Linked DNA regions of Homo sapiens: region 1 is linked to region 2. A link is a loop called in an ENCODE intact Hi-C map of the cell type or tissue named here. Cell type or tissue: heart left ventricle. All regions are shown on one strand. Links, peaks and the distances in the headings refer to the core of each region. The heading gives the core; the rest is flanking DNA. Region 1 has its middle 16 kb from the start of SHH. Region 2 holds the start of NOM1 (nucleolar protein with MIF4G domain 1).

Region 1 (2,892 bases), core at 201-2,700, 1.2 Mb before region 2:
CAGTGGAGCAAGGAAACTTCCAGTGTCTAGAACAGAGAGGGAGCTGCGACCAGAGGAGAGGTTGGCAGGGTTGGCACATTCGCTGAGGGGTCTTGGGAGGGGTGCCTGTGGCTCACCTGCCCTGGAAGGGTGGGCTGCGCCTCTGCCCCACTCTGCCTGGCTGGCCGGGTGTTCAGGGCAGGTGCTCCCCAGGGAGGGGCATCCAGGGCTGGGGCTCCCTCAGTACTCCCTTCTTTCATTCTTGATGTGGCCCTGGACACAGAGCAGGGACTCTAAAATTGCTCCCACAACCCACTAGTGGGTCCTGAAATCAATTAGTCGCCGGCTTGAATAAAGAGACGATACTGCGGTGTAGGGTAAATATTCTTGGCAAACTCTGGCTTTGGTGTGACACACGTGTGTAGGTGCTGCGGTGAGGGTGTACTCCCGGGTGTGTGTGGCCCGTCATCCCACACGGTTACTGCACACTCAGCCTGACACGGTTTCTGTACATGTTATAAGGAATCTTCCAGTAGGTTTTTATTTCTGAAACTTTTTTTGTGACAAAGGAGAAAAAGCTGAAAGAGGTGGTTTTTCAGATCCAACCTCAAGGCAGGGCATCCCTGGGGCAGCTGGTCACCACCCAGAGAATGGGGCCTTCTGTGGCGCTGGGGAGGGTCTCCTATCCCAGGACGGCCAGCCTTGGCCCGGCCCCTGGGTCCTCCTGATGCTGGCCTTGCGTTGCCGCCTGCCTGGGCTGGGACCCGGGCTCTAAGCACTTGCTAGTGATGGGGCAGCCTTTGTGTTTCACCAACCTGGATTCCAGAAGAGTGTTCCTTAGGGTCAGCAGAAACGCTCCATCTCTTCACCTGGGTTCTCATATGTCCTAGAACGCTTTCCACCCAGGATTTGACTACGAGAGGACACCACCAGTCCCTGTTTCAGAGCGAACACTGTTTCTATCCATGCACCTCTGTCCAGGGCTCGGCGCCCCTCGGCCTGGCTGTCCCATCCCCTCCTCCGCGCTCCCTGGCCTTCACCGCCTAGCACACCTGTTTATTCAGCCTGAGACCTGCTTCTGGAGCTAGAGAAGATGGGCTGGAGGGAAGGGGCTGCTGCAGTGGGTGGGTGGCCCCGGCCAAGTCTGTGCCGCTCCCTGCTCCCCGCGAGACCTTGCGCCCCCTCCGAGACCCGCTCTTCCATCTGCACAGAGGGAGTCGTGGTGACAGGACGAGGTTTCCCGTGGAACCCTCGGGACAGCTCTGGACGCTCGGGACTCGGTCGCTTTCAGGGTCAGATGTCAGAGGTGGCCTTTGCCCTCTGCCCTCAGCCAATACTTTTCCTGATTTCCAGATTTTTCAGTTTCTTTCCTCTCTTGTGCTGACGGCCGGCACCATCCCCTCACTCTCCCACGCCCCTGCCTCTGTTTTTGGCTGAGGCCTCCTGCGGGTCCCGGACTCAGGGCGGCCTCTCCGGGCCGGCCCCAGCCCCCCGAGGCTGAACTGACCCCTCTGGAGAGGAAGGCGCGTGACCCCCTGGTGCTCACCTCGCCGCCCCTCCTTGACGCTCCCGTGGGTGGAGGTGGCCTGTAGTCACCCGCCCTCGGTTTGAAGGGACTCTGACGCTTGAATCCTTAAGGGCTCACCTGGGCTGTCGGACCGCCGGCTACGGCCCCGCGGCGTTTCCCCGAGGCGACCACCAGAGGGCGCGCGGACTCCACCAGGGCAGCGCGGGGACGGCTCCCTCCAGCCACCGCTCTCTCCAGCCCCGGGCCCCAACTCCAAGGCTCCCTCCAGCCCCGGGACCCCGGCTCCCCCCAGCCCCCGACCCGGCTCCCCCCGGCCCCAGGCCCCAAGTCCACGGCTCCCTCCAGCCCTGGGACCCCAGCTCCCTCCAGCCCCGGGCCCCAAGTCCACGGCTCCCTCAGCCCCAGGCCCCAAGTCCACGGCTCCCTCCATCCCCGGGCCCCAAGTGTCGGCTCCTTCCAGCCCCGGGACCCCGGCTCCCTCCAGCCCCGGGACACTTCTGGAGAAGCAGCCAGGAGCTGGTCCAATGGCAGGTGCCACCTGCACCCAGCACCCTGCAATTCTGGGGAGAGCATGGAGGTGCAGGGAGAGGAGAGAGCCCGGACGTGGGTAGGTAAACTCCCCAAACGTCCACCCTGTGCTGCCAGTGCCTTTTACATGCAGAGGCTGTGGAGGCTGAAAGACCACCGGAGCCCTGGCTTGACCAGGGCTGGAGAGGAGGAGAGCACCGGCCTGCATCCCTCGGAAGCCGAGTTGGAACTGCAGAAGGAGCCTCCTGCTGCAGTCTGCTGGTGTTCGGTGCAGATCCAAACTGTGGATGGGCTCCTGGGCACACCCAGGGGTGGGTGGCTGCTTCTCTCGCGGGTGGTGCCCGGCGCTCTGCAGCTTGGCCCTGGGGGAACCAGGCCCAGGATAGTGCCCCAGCCGGAATCTTTGGAAGGTAGGAACCTGGACACTGGGCCGAGGCTCACTCCACTCTCCGAGGCCCCAGGCACAGGAGGGAAGATTGCGCCGTCCCCTGCCACTCACAGAGCAGTAAGAAGAACAGCTGCCATTAGAATGGCGCGCCGTGGAGTAAACACGGGCAGGCTCAACCGTGCCTTGGCTTCCTGGGCTGCGCGGAGGCTCTCATCCTCTTTCTGAAATGGCAGGGACCACATTGTCCTCTCCACAGCCCCATTCCTCTGCGGAGGCTCCTGCCCAGTGGGGCCTGCCTGCTAGGTGGGCCGCCTGGGCCATGAGAGCCGCAGAGTTCTGGCCAGAGGCCTTCAGCTGGGATTCTGAGACCTAAGCCATGGAGTGAACAGACGCTCAGGGGGTGGGGGCCTTGACGCTCCTCGCAGAGGCAGTGGGTTTGTTTTGCTGGCTTTAGGTTGCAGGGTTCTGA
Region 2 (2,892 bases), core at 148-2,647:
ATTAAATAAATTTTATATTTAAAAAAATTCGTAAAACCTATAAGGAAAATGGACAAAGGCCATAAACAGAGGAGGAAATACAAATGGCCAGTGAACAAAGACACCCACTCTCATCAGGAACTAAATGACAAGATGCCATTTTGAGCTGACAAGTTGACAAAAATTAAATCATTTTAAAGTCAAGGACGGGCCGGGCGCGGTGGCTTGCCTGTAATCCCAGCACTTTGGTCCGCCATTGCACTCCGGCCTGGGCAACAGAGTGAGACTCGGTCTCAAGAAAAAAAAAAGAAAAAAAATTAAATTAAATTAAATTAAGTCAAGGGTGGGAACTCTGTGGAAATGAAGCTTCTGAAGCTGTCCGGGAAGAGAAGCGGCCCCTGGTCAGGCCGAGAACCCCACAGCAGCAGCCCCGTCTTCCCCCAGCTCACTGCTAGGCGAGGCTGCTCCTGCGCCTCCGGGCTTCCCAAAAATCCAGACGCAAACTGCGCGGCCTCTGCGTTCGCTTCCCGGTTCAAGTTACCCAGTAAAGAGGAACCTCAAACGCTCTGCCCTCGGGGCCCAGCGTCCAAACCCAGCCTGGGCAGGGCCGGCTCCTCAGGGGTCCTCGGCCGCCTGGGGGCCACAGGCGTCTCCCTGGTCCGTATCCAGAGCCTGCTTCTCAGGAGAACGCTGGCTCTGGGGCCAGTCCTAACCCACGAGGGCTCCTCTCGACCACATCTGCAAAGGCCCTATTTCCAAATAAGGTCGCATTCCTGGGTCCTGGGCGGACACGAACCTGGGGCCCGCGCATCCCAGCGTCGTCGCCGCCGCCAACCTCCGGCACCGCGCCGACCCGCGCGGAGTCTCCCCTCCATCATACGCGAGGATTTCCCTTTGGAGTCTCGCTCTGTCGCCCAGGCTGGAGTGCAATGGCGCCATTTCGGCTCACTGCAACCTCCGCCTCCGTGGTTCAAGCGATTCTCCTGCCTCAGCCTCCGAGTAGCTGGGATTACAGGCGCGTGCCCCCACGCTCAGCTAATTTTTGTAGGGGGGTGGGTGGGTTTCACCAGGTTGGCCAGGCTGGTCTCGAACTCCTGACTTCAGGTGATCCACCCGTCTCGGCCTCCCAAAGTGCTGGGATTACAGGCGTGAGCCACCGCGCCCGGCCGGATTTCCCTTTTAAATGTGAAGGCACCTCCATGCTCATCGCGAGCCTGACGTCCACGCGGCGCCCACCCGCGGGCGCGCCTGCCCCGGGCGCCACCTGCCCGGCTGCCCCCGCACCCGGCTCCGCGCAGCTCTGCACGCTGTCGCCCTCCGGCCAGCAGGGGGCGCCGCCCGCCCGCCCCGCGCAGCCGCCTCTTCCCCGGAAGTCCCGCCTCGGCCGGAAGTCGTGCGTCCACGCGTTTCGAAAGATGGCGGCGTCCAGGAGCGCGGGAGAGGCCGGCCCGGGCGGCTCCCAGGGACGCGTGGTCCGCATGAAGCGCAGAGGCGGGCGCGGGCCGCGCCGCGGTCCTGCTGGCGGTGGGGAGAAGGCCCTGAAGAGGCTGAAGCTAGCGGTGGAGGAGTTCGTGCACGCGACTTCGGAAGGCGAGGCTCCCGGGGGTTGCGAGGGGCGCGGCGCCCCGGTGAGCTTTCGCCCGGGAGGGAGAAAAAGCCGTAAGGAACTGAGGAAGGAGAAGCGGCACCTGCGGAAAGCACGCCGGCTGCAGAGGACGGCGGGCCCCGAACAGGGTCCCGGCCTGGGAGGCCGAAGCGGAGCCGAAGAAGCCAGCGGTCACCGGCAGGACACGGAGGAGCGCGCCCGCCCAGCCCCTAGTCGGGACCCCTCGCCTCCCAGGAAGCCGCGGCCGTCCCGGGTCAAGGCCAAGGCCACGGCCGCCACCGCAAAGACCAGACCCTCCGCAGCCGCCACCGCCGCTGCCCGGAAACGGGCGCTTTTAGCGGCGAACGAGGAGGAGGACCGAGAGATCCGAAAGCTGGAGCGTTGCCTCGGTTTGAACAAGCGCAAAAAGAAGGACGGCAGCAGCTCCGTGCCGCTGAGCTTTGCACGCGACGGTCTTGACTATATTCTGGGAGCCCTGGAGTCTGGGAAAAATAGCGGCTTGTACGACAGCAGTGGTGAGGAGGAGGAAGATGCCGGACAGACACTCCCCGAAAGTGACTTAGAGAGTGACTCCCAGGACGAAAGTGAGGAGGAGGAGGAGGGAGACGTAGAAAAGGAAAAGAAGGCGCAGGAAGCAGAAGCGCAGAGCGAGGACGACGACGAGGATACAGAAGAGGAACAGGGGGAAGAAAAGGAAAAGGGAGCGCAGGAGAAAAGGAGGGGGAAGAGAGTCCGTTTTGCAGAAGATGAAGAAAAGAGTGAAAATTCCTCGGAGGACGGTGACATAACGGATAAGGTATCGTGTGAACACTCTCTAGGCCCTCTGGGATTTCCTTCAAAATAACGGGACAGGGAATGGGGCGTGAGGCAGAAATGACACAGACTTGGTGTCTTGATAATGGTTTCAGCTGAATGTGAGTAAATCGAGTACGTTACTCTATTCGGTCTTCTTTCATGTTTTTAAATTTTCATAATGTAAAGTTTAGGAGAAAAGCAATATAGAGACATTTTTATCCCGGGGACTTAAGGGCCATTTCCACAGTGCAGCATCTTCATTCTGTGTTTACCAGCCCAGGTCTCTAAACCTGTTAACCCTACCTCATCTGTTAAGGCCTCTTTCGAGTATCCGAGGACATCTGCCGTGCCCGACTTTTAGAGTGAATTTTCTAAAACTCGAAGCTAATTTACAGCACTCCCTTAGATAAAGTCCAACATTGAATTAAAGATAAAGGCTGAGGCGGGGCAGATCATTTGAGGTCAGGTGTTTGAGACCAGCCTGGCTAACGTGGTGAAACCCCGTCATTACT

What was found. Peaks named below come from ENCODE experiments on the same cell type or tissue, not always from the same donor. Only the 100,000 strongest peaks of a DNase experiment are listed, where the experiment ranks them.
Region 1: a loop joins it to region 2, with 6 times the contacts of the local background. A loop is called at or near these places in 7 of 110 quality-filtered maps.

The regions. Positions count from the first base shown.
Region 1 is chr7:155,795,456-155,798,347 of GRCh38, forward strand. No RefSeq gene overlaps it. Among named protein-coding and RNA genes, the nearest start is that of SHH, 16 kb to the right of the region's middle. In heart left ventricle, for the core only: CTCF peaks have their summits at 1,670 (motif pointing right) and 1,871; a DNase peak (open chromatin) is centred at 1,666; H3K27me3 peaks cover 2,420 bases.
Region 2 is chr7:156,948,344-156,951,235 of GRCh38, forward strand. It overlaps NOM1 (nucleolar protein with MIF4G domain 1), which reads left to right and starts at 1,369. Exons shown (of 11, transcript NM_138400.2): 1 at 1,369-2,381. The coding sequence starts at 1,395. RefSeq lists an enhancer at 521-1,049 and silencers at 1,110-1,459, 1,740-1,789. In heart left ventricle, for the core only: a CTCF peak has its summit at 1,293 (motif pointing right); DNase peaks (open chromatin) are centred at 480, 1,368 and 1,802; H3K4me3 peaks cover 2,294 bases; H3K27ac peaks cover 595 bases; H3K27me3 peaks cover 449 bases.